Regions from separate parts of the Homo sapiens genome. Here region 1 is linked to region 2. A link is a loop called in an ENCODE intact Hi-C map of the cell type or tissue named here. Cell type or tissue: dorsolateral prefrontal cortex. All regions are shown on one strand. Each heading gives the region's core, and the rest is flanking DNA. Links, peaks and the distances in the headings are about the cores only. Region 1 overlaps JAZF1 (JAZF zinc finger 1). Region 2 overlaps JAZF1 (JAZF zinc finger 1).

What was found. A loop is a pair of places that touch in the nucleus more often than their neighbours do. Peaks named below come from ENCODE experiments on the same cell type or tissue, not always from the same donor. Only the 100,000 strongest peaks of a DNase experiment are listed, where the experiment ranks them.
Region 1: it touches region 2 in a loop (6-fold over the local background); 13 of 110 quality-filtered maps call a loop at or near these places.

The regions. Positions count from the first base shown.
Region 1 is chr7:27,943,988-27,952,577 of GRCh38, forward strand. The region is part of intron 2 of JAZF1 (JAZF zinc finger 1); the gene reads right to left. Among named protein-coding and RNA genes, the nearest start is that of TAX1BP1-AS1, 210 kb to the left of the region's middle. In dorsolateral prefrontal cortex, for the core only: no CTCF peak of the experiment used is centred there; a DNase peak (open chromatin) is centred at 4,104; H3K4me3 peaks cover 720 bases; H3K27ac peaks cover 458 bases.
Region 2 is chr7:28,016,436-28,025,025 of GRCh38, forward strand. All of the region lies in intron 1 of JAZF1 (JAZF zinc finger 1), which reads right to left. Among named protein-coding and RNA genes, the nearest start is that of JAZF1-AS1, 160 kb to the right of the region's middle. In dorsolateral prefrontal cortex, for the core only: CTCF peaks have their summits at 4,088 (motif pointing left) and 4,288; a DNase peak (open chromatin) is centred at 4,046; H3K4me3 peaks cover 578 bases; H3K27ac peaks cover 1,649 bases.

The sequences.
Region 1 (8,590 bases), core at 386-8,385, 72 kb before region 2:
TATTTTGTACCACACTTCCCTCCTTGGCGTGTCCTTCAACAGCCATTCAAATTCCACCTAAGTTTCACAGGAACTATGGAAACATATCCTCTACAGATGGGCTTAGCATGAAAGTTATTGCCCCACTGTGCAGAGCCCAGTGGTCTGACATTATTTACCTCCCTCTGAACACTACTACAAAAGGAACTACATCTTGCCGAACCCTTTAGCAACAAGGAACATAATACATGTGCCCAGTGTGCTGTTAGATGCATATCTGTAGTCTCTGTATTTCAAATTGTTCTATGCATGAGTCCAGTGCAAGAAAAAGTGTGGCTCAAAGGCTGTGTCTACAGCGCATAAGGTTTTAATGGCCTTCGCTTGCTTGCAGACCAATCCCTTAATTTTCCGGTTATCCAACCATTTGCCATTTGGCTTCCTATTTTGAAGAATATGCTTGTTGACACATTTTACTGAAAAATCAAGTAACCTGAAATACAAACTGTGACTTTAGTGGTAGATTATTTGTTTTGTAGGTGGGTGCCCAATTTGAGCAGCTATTATCTACTTTTTTCATTTTATAATGTTGACCAAATCTTAAAAAAAATTTTATTTCAGTCTGGGTCTCAGGCCAACAAAATAGTCCCTTGAACTTGACTGAAACATATGGATGTGAGATTTCATTTATTGTTTTTGGTAAAGTCATGTTCCTCCAGAAATTGTGCAGGGGTCACATGAGAATCTTGGGTGCTGCCACTTGCCTGAAGCTGTTTCCACTAGCAACGATCTTCCTAAAAACACATGTCAGCAGTTAGCAATCCAGGAGTATGACTGAAGCCAGCCCTAGGGAGCTTCATTTCTATTTTGGAGACTCACTGGCCTTCCAAGGGACAGAAAAAAAAAATTGGATCATTTGGCTTTGCAGGAAACCCCTTGCCTAATTTCTATTTCTCTAAGCCACACCCTTTCCGGAACGCTGTCATCTGCTACGGTGTGACTGGTAATACATTTCGGAGTTCGAGAAATAATCCTTGACACCTCCCCACTATGCATTATCATCTTAAAACTATCACAAGACCCACAGGAAAACAGTTCTTCTATCTAGGATCTTTGGAAAAGTGATCGAGAACTCACTTTGGTACCTCTGGGGATACTGAAGTAAAAAAATTTTTTTTTAAAAAAATCTTGTTTCAGGGCCGGGGTTTAAGCACACCGCTGTTGGACACACTGTTAGAAAAGAAAGTAAATCCAGAAGCCGTGATTTCAAGCAGAATTGAGTGTGGGTGTTGGCTTTATGCGGCATTATGACAGCTAGCCTGTAAGATGTCCAGGGAAGCCCAGCGGGGCAAGCCATGCCCAGCACCAATTCCCTGGACTAGGAAAAGCTCTGCTGATCATCCCCCTGAGCTTCTGTGTAGCACCTCCCGATTCCTGACCTTGGTGTGGGCCAGCAGGGTCCTCTGCACCTCTTCTTAACCCAGGCCTTGTGTGTCCCTAAAATCAGATCTTTTCAGTTCTTCCTCCTCCCCTTCTCTCAAAGTTACTATCACTTCCCACACCCAGGTCAAGTTACACCTGTCCGTTTTTTACGGTTGATTTTCTCCAGACCAGCAAGCAACACATATCAAGGGTTGTGGTTCATCACCATGCCCTTGCTGGGAGTTCTCAGAACCAGCTGCATCGGCATTGCCTGGGCACTTGTTAGGCAGAATCCTAGACTCCACCCCAGACCTATGGGATTTGTATGCACTTTAAGTTTAAGAAGCACTGGTCTGGAAATGACAGGTCTTTCTTGAAAGCAACTTATTTCTGAGAGTTCATGAGTGATCTAGAATTCTGGGCCAATTCACAGAATATTGACAACCATGGCTGCCTTCTAAAATCTCCCAGGTGAAGTCTTCATCCTGCAGACAGAATGATTTATGATAATTTGACTTACAATTTTTTGACTTTATGATGGCGCAAAAGTAATACACATTCAATAGAAACAGTACTTTGAGTACATACAACCATTTTGTTTTTCACTTTCAGTACAGTAGTCAATAAATTATTTAATCCTCTACTATAAAATAGGGTTTGTGTGAGTTGATTTTACTAGAATAAAGGCTAATATAAGTGTTTTGAGGATGTTTAAGGCCAGCTAGGCTAAGCTATGATGTTTGTTTGGTAGGTTAGGTGTATTAAAAGCCTTTTTAACTTAATGTATTTTTAACTTATGATGGGTTTATCAGGACATAACTTCATTATAAATCCAGGAACATCTGTATTTGGATATCCAGGAGATATGTTTAAATCTGTAGTAAATTTGTTTAGTTTAAAAGGGAAATTAAATGTTCTGGTTACCACACACACCAAATAAAGATATGTAATTTTTGAAGAATTAACCTAAAGAAGATCTATCTAATACGCAATCTGAAGGCACTTTGAAATCTTGTAGTGTCTCATATTTAGCACCAGCTGACAAAGGCTGGGGATAAAACAGCCTTTGTTTTAACTGAAATTCTCCTGGAAAAAACATCCGAGAGTCTCCATGATTCCCCCAATGACCAACTGATTTTCCTTGAAGTTTTGGAGTACTCAGTATTCACAGGGTTGTGAGTGGCTTCCAAAAATAGATTTCTGGGCTGCATGTCATCCCTAATAGAGCAGAACTGTCAGATGTTGGGGTAGGGATTTGTGGTTTTAAATCTCCCTAGTGACTGCAGAAGGACCATAAGTGGGAGCAATTATTCTAGGCCACTGAGGGGCTCCAAAGGTGGCTTCTGTCTTATGTTGTAGCTGTAACCTCAATCACAAACACAGATTTATACACAGAGATTTTGATGACATAGAGTTCTGAATCCAAAGGTGAGGAAGGGTTTTGTTGTCTACGTGTCAGTCCTTGAACTTGTGTCTACATGTTTAGTAAACTACGGTGGTCTTTTATTCCACTGAGGACAGAATATCACTGTAATATGTAAATATATGCTACTGCCCTAAAGAAAAAAAAGAATGCAAAATGTTCTGAGTAGCTACGCTATGCCCACTGCATTCAATCAGAAATGGTCCTGAAGTTTTTGTTTTCAAGCAAACTTGGCTGAAGTCTAGATCATTTTATAGTGGAATCACAAAGCAATTTGTTTTTCCTCTCACAAAGCAATTTGTTTTTCCTCTCTGAGGTGAAAATATAAAGCCTCCTGTTACTTATGCCATGACATCTAAAAAGCAGATGATATTATACATTTTCATTGTCGTCAAGAGTCTACGTTTTTGTTCCTTTCTAGCAGATTATTTAATTACTCTGCCAAAGGATGCTCATAATGTCATGTTTGCAAAACAGCTTTAAATGCTTTCAAATACTTCCAAGATTAAAATAACTGCTGAGTTATTTTGCTTTCTGTGGACAGTTCAATTTCATCTCTGAATATACTCTTTTTCTGATGGATTTATAACTACTACACAATAGTAGCCATCCATAAAGAACAATATAATAGGTACTAAGAATCTAGCACTCACAGTTGTTCTGTTTTTGGCATTTGTGGCTTATGAGAGCCTCTGCTATTCCTTTCAAGTGAATCTGCTTTCATGCAGCATTTACTTCTTGACAGTTCACATAATTTAGTCAACACTCCTTAATTTTTTCCCCTTTGATCCATGACTATGTGTAAACCAACCAAACAAAAAACTATAAAACTCTAAACATAGTGAATTTCTCCTGTTTTTCCTCCCTTCTCCTTCTAGTTGGTTATTTACATCACTAGTGACATACTATAATAAATTGCCATCACCATCCCCTTCCTCACTGTGGATCAAAGCCTTGGAGTGCTTGATGAAAATTTATTAGACCTCTGCCCACTGATTCCCACCTGGCTGCTCACAGCACCCTTGGCCAGCATTGCCTTGAGCTGGCTGGAGACGGACACTCTGATGACTAACAGCTGGGTGTCTCAGACAAGCCGTCTCTACCTCCAGCATCCACGGGCTAACTCTGCTTGCTTTCCTACTTCTCTTTTCTTATCTTACACTTAGGTCTTTTGGTCAATTCATGGCAGAGGCTGCCAAGGATGTCAAAAACAAGACGTGGGGGCAAAGGGGTGGGTGTGGCCTGCAGATGGTCTATGTGCCATACCAGGCCACTGGACGGTGCTGCTGGGCTGGTGATATTCGGGTCACTGATGTGGGGTAGCCAGCCACTGAGAGGTCCTGGGGAGCCTGAAAATCACAGGCTGGGCAGAGAGAAACACTCTGAGGGGCTTTACTGTGGGAGATTTACAAGACCCAGGGGTGTTTACATCTGTGCTCAGTTTCAAGCATTTTCCCGACTGCTTCATGCCACGGTGCTCCAGCTTATCATTGCAAACACAGCCAAATAAAAACTACATGTGGCATTTGGTAAAATTTATACAGAGGGGCAGCTGTTGTATCCTGCCTCACCTGAGGCTCATCTAATCAAACAAATCTGGCAATAAGGATGAGAGACTGTAAAGTCCAAATGAAGCATTATTTTTTTTCTGCATCCCCTTTCCCACTGTGCCACAATGCCTATGGAAAATGAGACCAAATCAAAACCTTGTAAGAGTCTGTAATTACCCTGACAGCAATGACTTATCATTTGTACACCCCTGTATTTTCTGTCCCTTCTTCTGAAGACTCACTTCAGGCATGCGGGAGCACTTACAGCCAAGATGTCAGGAACAGAAACACAGTAACCATCTGAATATTGATTGTATACAATCTTTATATTGACTGTATATTGACCACCTGTATTGATAACCTACAAGGGTTTGCAGATAGATTGCTAGATCATGTTTTTGGTGATTAAAAAGAGAATGGGGGCTCCTGGATGTAAAATACCATACTTGAAGGTAGTGGTCAAGTTTTGGAATTTTTTCACTTGCTTCATTCTACATTTGTGCAGCGTTCTACCCTATGTCAGTGATTAGAAAACTGGGCAATTAACTTCACGGATTTCTACCTGCCCTTAGAAGACATCCATTTTCTGAACACCCAGGAAGTCCTGATATATGCTAAAATGTGCACCCACAAACTCACAAGGCTGCATAAGAGGCCAAATTCAGCAGGCCCTGCTGTCAGCCACACCCTCATCCCACAACAGCTGCTCTCATCAGTTACACCCTTTGCATCCTTGTCTAGATGTTATTTTCTGGACTCCTCCAATTCCATAGTCACTCAGATAAATTCTGTAGAACAATAATACTGACATCTGGATTTTGGGAGGCCAGGGAGAGTTGAGGAGAGAGAAAGGGATGAGCTGAGAAGGGAAGGATTTGCGATGCAAGGCAACTGTCAACACAACAATTCTGGCTGATCATGCTGTTCCTTGGGCTCCCCGTTTGACCTCCACCAGCCTTTCTATTGTCGTGCCCTCCTGTCATTCCCCAGTGTTTTCTTTTCCTTTTGGTAGTGGAGGTCCCCACACTGTCAGCCTTTAGAGTGCATGTGTAGTTCCAGGACCCAAACTACAAGCAGGGAAGTGTTGCCATGCTCATGCATGATGCTGACCTTCTCCCTGTGGGTCTGAGCCACAAAGTGTGCTCTTGTGGTTATTTAAAAGTCTGCCTCCGGCCAGGTGGATCATGTGAGGTCAGGAGTTTGAGACCAGCCTGGCCAACATGGTGAAACCCTGTCTCTACTAAAAATACAAAAATTAGCCAGGCGTGGTGGCACATGCCTGTAATCCCAGCTACTCGGGAGTCTGAGGCATAAGAATTGCTTGAACCCAGGACAGAGAGGTTGCAATGAGCCGAAATTGTGCCATTGCACTCTACCCCAGGCAACGGAGCAAGACTAGCAAGACTCTGTCTCAAAAACTAAATATATAAATAAAATAAAATTAACAGTCTGCCTCCTAGACAATGCCAATCGTTAAAAAGCTGCCTCTCACAGCTCTGCTAGCCTCATGAATGTATGTCAGGAGTCTCAAGTTTACCCCTCAGACACAGGTCAAAATTATCTCTCCACTGTCTCCCAATCCCCAACTTAGGAACTTCCCAGGATTCCTGACTTTTACTAGACACTCAGCTTCAGACCTAAATTAGAGAGATAACTTACCTGCTTTTCACGATACTTTTGATACAATCTCATTCCACCTTCCACTCCTCTTTGTGAAACATTGGCATCATTGAGCTTTGCACCGGTTAACATTTTCAAGGTTCAAGACTTTGTAGTATCATCATGAGCATGTCAAATGAGACTATGTATATCAAAATATTTTGTAATCTGTTAAGTAATATAGAAGTGGTTAGATCAGCCAGATACCAGAGCATTAAGACTCTCTGCAGAGTTGTTGAGGCTATACAGTCTGATGTCAGAGCAGGAGTCTCAGCTGACACCCTGAGCAGTTGACAGCGAATCACTTGAGGGACTAAATATGCAAAGCTGCTTCAAGCTCCAGGTGGCCCAGTGCCCATAGGCACGTTTGGATCCATTGCCTTGGAATGCCATCCCTCCCAAGAGGGATTGGGATCATCCAGTAGCCCTATCTAGTTGAAAAGATCTACAGAAGACTACCAATGAAAAGCCACTATCACACCCACACCCACGGGACCTTTGAGTAGGTCTAGGTAGGCGTACACTTTACCAAAAACCAGGATTTTTATGACACTAACCCTAATGATCTTCAACCTATAATAACTGAAGAACCAAATGTCAAACACAGGTCTGGTACTTATGAAACCATTCTAACTTTGAACCAAACTTGGTTAACAAAACTTCAATTCTGTATTGTCCAAGGGACCTACAGAGTGTCCACTATGTGCCATGAGCTTGATATTTAGCCAAGTACATTGCCTGCATTGTACTACATAAGACTACATCGAGTAGTTGGTCACAGCATTCATAAGCTAATGGCTACCTCAAGGCCAAACATAGGACACAAAATAATTACAAATCAGTGCAATAGGCTTCTGTTAGAAATGAACAGATGGCTCGAACAACCTGAATTTCAATGACAAAAAAGGCACAACTCCTGCATACAAGATAATTTCGTCTTTCTCTTCTAATTTTCTGCAAATACAAAATGAAGCAACTACATTTTCCATTTTAAATGATATTTAAATAAATGTTGGTATGAGTTCCATGGAATTTTGCCCATTCTTTTAGGATGGTGAACCCACGTAACCCAGCTTTAATTACTTCTATTCCCCATCTTACTGAAGAGGCTTAGCTCAGTGCCTGGCCCATAGTAAGGACTCAATAAAAGGTTGTTATAATTAAGCTTATCACTCCTATTTAAATATGCTGTTCAATTTTCATCTGGGTGTGCTAACTTCCCTGTAGGAATGCTACTCTGGCTCACATACATCTAGAACCCCTCTAGATGTGTAATGGTCTTTACCCTGGCATTGCTTGATGCATTAGCCCTGCTAAGCCAAAAGAACAGTACTATTACCTTAAGAAATTGTATAGGTCTCTATTTAATAATGCAATTTTTTTGCCAGGTTCTAAGGCATTTGCTGCCACAGTGTACATGAATAAAAAGGAAAAGCATGCATTTTAGACATCAAAGCATAAGCCTTATGGTTACTTTTCTGAAATGGTCATCTTTCCTGGGCGACCAGATTTGTTTTTATAGCTTCAAGAATCCAGGTGTGTCCAGTTTTGTAAAATGAATTAGTTCATTCAGCAAACATTCAGGATCCTGAATCCTTTTACAAGTTAATTATTACAGTATTTAGGTCCTGATGTTGGTGCTTATACTCAACAATTCTTCCAAAGGCAGAGAACCAATTAAGAAGGAGAACACAGCATTGGTCCCACACTATTGGAACAAGACAAAAACACTGCTCAGCCATCTCCTAGTTTTAGAATCAACACATCAGAAAAGGTATCTGGTGTAAGAAGAGAAAGACGGCGGGTTCATAAGCCACACTGCTGACATTCTACAACCTCTCTCCTTTGCTGCCTCTGTGTCCTTCCTCAGATTGAATTACTGAGCTGAGCCACAGGTTCTGTCTCCTTTCATGCTCACTCCATTCCCTCCTATAGAGAAACTACAAAAGCCTACTCTTTGAGGAACTGAGCCAACGCAGAATATTCCTTGCATATACCTGTAGGATGAGAAACTGGTTAATGACTAGGCAGGTGGGGTGGGCACTCAGAGCAGCTGTGTCATCAGCAGTTCATGGCACTATAATAATGAGTTTGTGTTCACTTCCAGGGACATAATGAGTAAGAATTAGCACCTGCCTTCAAGGAGCCCATAGTCTAGTAGGGAAGGCAGGTTCACAAATGGAAAAACTTAACTACTTTGCACAAGGTAGAGGCTGCACCTAGCACAGAAGGGGTAATGAACCCTAAGAGGTGGGGAGGGGTCAGAGAAGACATTTCGGAGGAGGTACGTTGTGAGAAAACATCTGAAGTTTATCAGCCCTAAATGGGGAGTAGGGGACCGATCCCAGCACCCAATGAAATGGTTCCCATGCTTCATCTGTGTCACCAATGTCAATAGGGGACCTTTCCCCACTTTCCACGAGGGGCTTTGCCCATGCAGACACAACCTATGAGTACAAAATTACATTGTAATCCACCAATTCTCTCTTACATTCTTTCGTAAGTCTCACAAGTAAACCAACAGCTGAAATACAGATCTGGCTACAAGAAGTTAAATCCC
Region 2 (8,590 bases), core at 419-8,418:
GGCTATTTTCACTCTGCTGTTTTAATGCCAACACCAAGGAATGTGTGTGGCAGCCAGCCTTCCCCTGACACCTTTGCCTTGGGTCTCACCCAGACCAAATGAGTGAGGATGAAGGGACAGGGGCCAAGGGGGCATTGTTTGTGAGTTCAAGAAACAACACTGAAAGCTTACTGGTTTGTTTTCTAGACCAAATACATCACCCTCATGTACCTGCTGGCTCCCCCTGCCCTTACTCATGCCATTATGTCATTTTTGACTGCTCTCCCTCCACTCCTCAGTGGAGTCAAACACAATCCCTCCCTAAAGAGCCTGTTGAAGTCCAAAAGGCAGCCCAGGGGATCGTTCTCTGCTTTCTTTTGTATCATTCATTCTTTCATTCAACCAATATTTATCGAAGACCTACTATGTGCCAGGTACTGTTCTAGGCACTAGAAATATGGCAGTGAATGACAAAAAAAGAGGATTTACATTCTGGGAAGGACAAGGGTCAATAAGGACATCACTAAGTATACATTGTTATGTGTACTATGTCAGATGGTAACTTCCAGGAAGAGAAACAGAACAGGGGAAGGGATGAAAGTGACAGCCATCCTACTCTCTTCACTGGCACTTAGGTTAAATATGCCATTATCTGGCCGGGCCCAATGGCTCACACCTATAATTCCAGCACTTTGGGAGGCTGAGGCAGGTGGATCACCCAAGGTCAGGAGTTCGAGACCAGCCTGACCAATACGGTGAAACCCCATCTCTACTAAACATACAAAAATTAGCCAGGCATGGTGGTGGGTGCCTGTAATCCCAACTACTCAGGAGGCTAAGGCAGGAGAATTGCTTGAACCTGGGAGGCAGAGGTTACAGTGAGCTGAGATCACACCACTGTACTCCAGCCTAGGCGACAGTGAGACTCTGTTTCAGAAAAAAAAAAAAAAAAAAGCCATTATTTAACTTAGTTAATGTTTTGTTTCCTCTTCAGCTAGATCCTCTATGTTCTCAAACAATAAGGGCTGTTTTCGGCTTCTTCCAGCATAGGATTGTACATACTGTCGCCGTTCAACCAATTCTGTTGAACAAAAAAACTTATACAGCTGATTCATATTTTAGAAACACAGACCTTCTGGGTGCAAAGGGAAGTCAGGAGATGAATTAATCCATGTGGAACTGCAGGCAGTGAGTCATCCATTCCACATCTATTTTCCAGCAGCCATGTCCTAGGCACATGAGTGCAGCACTGGCCAGATACTTGTGGGCTCACCAGTGAAATCCTGCCCTCGTGATGTGTACATTTTGGTGAAAAAGACCAGCAAATGATAAGTGATTACTTCTTTGTTTTTGTTGTTGTTGTTTGTTTGTTTGTTTGAGACAGAGTCTCGTTCTGTTGCCCAGGCTGGAGTGCAGTGGCACGATCTCGGTTCACTGCAACCTCCACCTCCGGGGTTCAAGCGATTCTTGTGTCTCAGCCTTCCAGGTAGCTGGGATTACAGGTGCCTGCCACCACGTCTGGCTAATTTTTTGTAATTTTAGTAGAGACAGGGTTTCACCATGTTGGTCAGTCTGGTCTCGAACTGATCTCGGGTGATCCGCCCACCTCAGCCTCCCAAAGTGGATAAGCAATTACCTCTATGAAGGAAACGGGCAGGGAGATGAAAAGGAGAAAAGCAACACGGAGGATAGGAAAAGCCTTTCCATGGAGATGATGTTCCAGCCAAGACAGGAAGGGGTAGAACGAGCCAGCGAGGCCAAGGGCAGGATGGGGGTGGGCAAGGATACTGAGAAACAGCTCCTGGAGGAGGAGTCGGCCAGGGCACAGGCCTGGAGGCGGAAATGTGCTGGGTGCATGGTCACAGAATCCAGTTAGTGTGGGGATGAGGCTGGGGAAGGCAGGAGCCAGCTTTCACAGGCCCTTGTGGGCCACCGTTGGGAGTGTGGGTTTCATTCTAGTGCAATGGAAAGACACAGGACAGTCTTAGCAGGAGAGAACACAAGATTTCTATTTTAAGAGGATCCCTCTGAAAAGACGGCCCCAGAATCACGGTGACTACATGTCACACTTTGCCAGGGACAGTGCCACTTTATACCCGTTGTCCTAGCATCATTATTAACAGCACCCCATTTCACTCTCCAAAGTGTTGCAGATTAAGGGAAAAATTATACAGTCATCCTATCCAGAACCCATTATTACAACTAACATGATTCACTGTTCTGAGAAACCTGATATGCTCTGTACCAGTCACATCCCCCCAAATACAGCAGAGGCTGAATACAACATATTCTATGGTGGGAAATTAAGCCTGTCCTCCAGCATCGCAATTATAAAAAGGTTCTACTGTGTTCTGGTGGTTTTTTTGAAAGACAGGAAGAAGAGAAAATTCTATAAACTTCGCTCCATGATGTATTCCACATTTTACAGCTGCTGCGAGGGGAAAACTTTTCCACAGATGAAATCTAAAATTTTCGTGGTTCAGTTGGAGTCTGTCCTCACTTGATATGGACAAAAAGGGCCAGTCATTGCTGTCTGTGCAGAGATCCTGAGAGTCCTGTTCTTGAAGAAGCCTGCCAAAGTCACCTCTGAGCAGCTCCAGGTTACATAAGCCCTGTTTCTCTAACCTCTCCTCTCAGGTCTTATTTTTCAAATGTTCAGTCATCCTTGTGGCTCCTCTGTTTATCCTTGCCAAGTTCTTCACACTGACACAGTACTTCTAAAGTTATACTCCAGAAGCCCTCTGCTATTTTCCCTACCAAATCTTTCCAGAAGCAAAGCCATTCTCCTCTGCATCTAAGCCATGGGCCAGGACACTGGAACCGGCGCTGACAAGCCACACTGTACCTCCTGCCTTGCTTCCACCTGTCCTCCTTGGACCAGACCACCTAAAGAGAGGATTAAGCATAATCTTACCGTGTCTGGGGGACAAAGGCACGTAGGGTGGCAACCTCTGCCGGCTTGGATTATGCCCCTTCTCATATTCCACCTTAGAATCTCAGAATGTTGGGGTAAACGCGACCTTAGCAACACTCTTTTCATTTGGTAGATTTATTGAAGGCAGATCCTACAAATTGCTCATAGATGGGACAGAACTCACCCTGGACCGTGGCCCTTCCCCTCTGCTTTGCTGCCCCTCCAACCACTTCATGGAAATGTTACCATCCTCTGATTGATTTATACTGAGCTGAATTTACATGTCTTTTCCTACCCCCCTCCTTGACTTTATTTAGCTTCTTGAGGGCAAATAATATATTTAATAGGTCTCTGTATTATTCACAACATGGCATCTTCCATGTAGCCAGGTCTCTGGGGAGATATTTGCTGAAACTCCTGAATGGATTCTTAAGACTCCTCCTTGCTTTATGATAGAGACAAGAGTAACACTCCCAGGCTTTTGGGGGTCACAGGCTCTGCGACAAACAGACCGGACTCCAAATCCAGGCTATGCCACTAGTTTCCAGGCTATGCCACTAGTTTACCAGCTAGTAGTTAACTAGTTGTAGGAAAGGTATTATAATTCATCTTTCTTCATCAGAATAATGGGTGCAATATACCTACCTCTTTCTGAGGGCTACAAAAGCCTACCTATGTTGCACAGAAATGCCTCAACAGACACATGTTCTGCCCTGAACACCACTTCTCCCTCTTTTGCTTGCTCTGCTCAGCTATTTTCCCTATAGGTTAAGCTTTTACCAAAAAAGAAAAAACATCCTAATAGTGCTGTTCTTACCAGAGATACCATTTTTTCCTCATGCTGAAACCCTCCTTAGATAAGAGATAAAACTATGCTGTAACTTATATCCTTTTGCAAATTTTTAAAGTAGAGTGCTGCGATAACACCAAAATGGGGGAATTCCTAAGGTGACTTGGGACATAAGTAGGAGTGAGGAAAGTATTTAAGCTTAGAGAGAAAAGCGAAGAGAAGCCTTCTGATGAGGTGTGAGCCCATGGAAAACGGCACAGGGAAAATGAATCGGAAATGCAGCCTGTGGGGTAACACTGCTGCAGAAGGAAACAAACGAGGAGAGCCAGCGCCTCCACGGTGCCTTCTCCTCCTGGAAGCAGGAGTTGAAGCCTATGACCCCTAGGACTGATCCCATACTGACATCTTGTGGTTACAAGTGTCATGACACTTACGTTGTCCTACGGCAGGCATGGACATGCATATTCGTACAACAACCATGTCTTCATTTCTCAGCATTTCAAAAGCATCAAACGTTTTCTCAACCCCAAGCTCCCTGTTCTCAGTAGAGGTAGAAGTGAGCGAAGGAACTGCTGATGAATGTGACACTGGCATTTGTCCCTCCCAACTGCATCCATGCTAGTGGCTGAAGCCTCTGCAGCCTTGGCTGAGCATCTCTTCTCCAGCACCCAAGGCTTCTTTAGGAGAATTACCAAAACTCACTGGTTGTTTTAAAAGTGAAATGAAAACTGCAGCTGCTCAGAGCTTTCAAATACCAACCGAACCACTCCCTCATGAAGTCTAAGGGAGGAAGTCAGGAAATAGAAAAGTAACCTGGTTCTTTGGAATTTCAAAATTAAATTTCTTTTCACAACCATACCCCGGAGCTACTCAGTAATGGAGGTGCTCCAGAAACCCTCCATCTTGCAGAATCCCAGATGGTCCTGAGTGCCTGCTGCATTCAAAGCACCTGGGGGATACTAGTGCACCTCAGAGGGCCCACGGTCCAACAAGGGATGGGCAGGACCCCATCACGGTGAAGTAAAGGAAGATTGGCAAGCGGCGGACACGGGCCGAGAGAGTTCTTGCAGGAGACATCAGGAAAGACTCCCATGGGAGAGCAGCATTTTTTCTTTTAGGATGAGCAGTGTGGGGCAAATAAAGTTGTGCATGAAGGCATTTATAGCAGGTGGTTAGAGTCACAGGCCTTAGGAATCAGACAAAACAGGATTTACGCCCAGGCCCATCACTTCCTAACTGTCCATCTGAACATGATCTGTGAGCTCTCAAAACCTTGTTTTCTTCCTCTGAAAAGCAGGGATGAAAATTCTGACTTAATGATGGAGTTGTGAGGAATGAGTAAAATAACGTGTAGAACTGATAACTCGGCACACACTAAGGACACACACCAGTTGCTAACAGCTGGAGGAGCAGCAGGAGTGCAGTGACGGGCAGGAAAGGCCGCCACCGCCTGTGGAAGTCAGGGGCAGGTGAAGACAGTGTGGACGTAGGACAAACAAAGACATGGTGGTGGGGCAGGGTCGGAGGACAGAGGCACTAGACACCAGGCAGGGCCTCCTGACCAGCTCTTGCTCCTCTCTGCTCTCCCAATGTGTCACCTGACTCTTCACTTGGTTTCTTTTTGCCTGTTTATATCCTCTCTCCCCAGGGATGTTATTTTGGCTTTCTGGAGACAAGGGCCCACAGTTCGTCACCATGGGTCCAGCAGAAGGCCCAGGTGCAGAGCAGACATTCACTGAACATTTGGCCTGGCCCCTGCCTGTGCTGGGTCACTTTCAGCAAATTAACTAACCTCTGTTAGAAGGCAGGTTTCTCTTCAGTAAAATTCAAACAAAGAAACAATACTTGCCTCTTTTGGTTGCTGTGAAGATTAAATGAGAAAATGCAAGTGAATGGACAAATGACTGGGAAAAGGCTCAATAAAAGATAACTGCTATGAGAGCCGCACCTGCTAGAGTCCTAGCTGCCAACTTCACAGAAAGCACTGAAGACTGTTTTCTATGAAACCCAGTCTCAAAGACCTAAGGATATGCTCAGATAAATCAGACAGCATTGAACAATATCGTCACAACAATATTTTCTAAGAGATTTGTTAAGAAAATTGGGTTTTCATCTGAATTTCTCCATATTATGTAACTTTCCCACTTCTTAAGCATAGCTTTCAAAAACACACCATGGCAGCACTGCCCTTAACTGCTTTTCCAGAAAAAATCTTTTCAAATTTCCACCAAAAGAATGCAGTTGGCACCACCTTTTCCTGACCGTTCTAACAAATGGATAAACTTTGCTGCAATGAGACAGTTTAGGACAACATCTGCTCCTATCTGCCAACAAAGTTCAGCTGTGGCTTCTGACACTAGGGGAAGAAAATCTCTTCCTTTAAAAAATAATAACATTTATACTTTTTTGTTGATCAAAAATAACAGATGACTACAGAAAAAGTGGAAAATCTAGAAAATTATAAAAAACAAGTTACCCATAATCAACTATCCAAACATAGTTCAGGCTGTGCATTTTACTATATCCTTTACTATTCTCTTAGTCTTCTTTGCATATATATTTTTAAAATGGAGTCAGTCTTATCTTTTCACTTATTATACCTGAAGATTTTCTTTAATATTTCACTGTTGTTGTTGTTTTTGTTGTTGTTTGTTTGTTTTGAGATGGAGTCTCTGTTGTCCAGGCTGGAGTGCAACGGCATGATCTTGGCTCACTGCAACCTCCGCTGCCCAGGTTCAAGTGATTCTCGTGTCTCAGCCTCCCGAGTAGCTGGGATTACAGGCACGTGCCACCATATTTCACTTTGTAAAAAATTACCAAATTACATAAAGCTGTGCTGGATGTCAGGCAGTATTGAAAGAGATGTGAGGTGAAGTCTTTATTCTCTAGAGGTCGGTGCTTCGTGAGGATACAAGACAAACACACAGGAAAAACAAATAATGGTATACAATAATGATGGTATACAAGAATGACTTAAGACAGGGGTAGTACAAACAACGTCTGTGAGGTTCACACCTAGATGAGATTACCATGGCCTAGAATGGCCTTGCAAGGACTCCATGAAGGAAGACAGAAACGAGTCCAGCCGTGAAGCATTGTAGTTCTATAGAAAATTTTGAAGTGATAATGACTAATTTACCTCCCTTTCTCCAATATACCGAAGGACAGATTCACTGAAGTAATTTCCCTTGCTAAGCCTTTGCTCTTATGGACAAAGCTGAGCTCCCACAAAAGCTGTTTTTCAAATATCATAAATGAGGATGTAAGTAATTCGAAACGATTTTCCAATTATGTTTGCATTCATGAGGAAAACTAAGGTTTTAAGAGAAAATAAAAAAGGTTATCTGAAGAATTAGAAGTGAATTCTGAAATTCCAGATTCCTGGTGTCTAAATAACACATAATACAAGAATTAGCAAGAATCTACTCCACACATGATATTGAAACTTGGAACCACTTAACAACCAAGCTTAATTCCTAGGACAGACCTTCCTGCTTAACCTGTATTCATCCACTCATCCATTCAGGAAATACTGTTAAGTATTTTAGAATGCGTGTTAATGAGTCCAGCACTGGGCTAGGCGCTAAGGCAAAGTGAACCATACGGACAGGTTCCTGCCCTCATGGAGTGGACAGTTTTAGTAAGAGAGAGGCTGACAGGTAGACAGACAATGACAGCCCAATGTAATAAATGCTTGGTAAATTAAGCTACCTTAAGGACTTATAGATGCTATAGATATAAATGCTTCATTAAGAAATGAGCACCTAGAAAAAACACTATATTAACCTACACTTGGAAAATTAGGAAAGCTTCTTAGAATAGATAACATTTAAGTTTAAGGAAGAAGAGCAGAAAGTCAGGAGCGGCAGTAAAAGAAATATCTAGGGCTAGGCACAGTGGCTCATGCCTGACATGCTAGCACTTTGGGAGGCCAAGGTGGGAGGATTGCTTGAGGTCAGGACTTCAAGACCAACCTGGGCAGCATAGCAAGACCCATCTCTAAAAAAAAAAAATAAAATAAAAAATTTAAAAATGAATATGGTGGCACCACCTGTAGTCCCAGCTACTCAGGAGGTTGCGGCGGAAGGACTGCTTAAGCCCACGAGGTTGAGGCTGCAGTGAGATGTAATCACGCCACCACATTCCAGTTTGGGTGATAGAACAAGACTCTGTCACAAAAAGAAAAACAAAGAGAGAGAGAGAGATGTTTAAGAAGAGAGAACAGCATATTAAAAGTTCTAAGGGAGAGAAAAAAACATGGTGAAAGAGTGGAAAAAAGATATTCAGAATGGCTGGGTCCAAGGGTGGAGAAAGGAGGATTTTGGTGAGCTAGAGGTATGCACATACATAACCAGGTGTGGGCATGTGTGTATACACACATACTCATTTAGACCTCAAAACAATCCTCCCATAATTATCATCATTTTGAAGATGAGGAAACAGGTATGAGAACACTAGTTGGTGATAAACAATAAGTAGCCAAAGGACCCTGAATGGAAGAGGGACATGATGAATTTTGCATCTCTGGCAAAATACCAATGATGCAGTGTAGAGAATGCTTTGGAAGATAGGAAGTGATGATAAAATCTTTATTAAGCTTCCCAGAGAGATTAAAGGGCTCACTTTCTGTCATCTGACATGCCATGCCCTGAGCCTGCAACTTGAGAGATCATGAAACGCAGACAGAACCTTTTCCTTCAAGGAGTTTATAATCTACCAGGGGCAACAAGCATATTGGGACACTGGGTGCTCTCTGTATTGCTTGACAAGGATTCCATAGACCAACTACTTTCTAAAGCACCATGACCAGCAGAATCATAGACTGAGGTTCCTTCTTTGAAAGACAGCCAAGCTTCTTGCAGGAAGAGAAAGCCCTGACCACAGGGAAACAGTGACCACAGCTACAG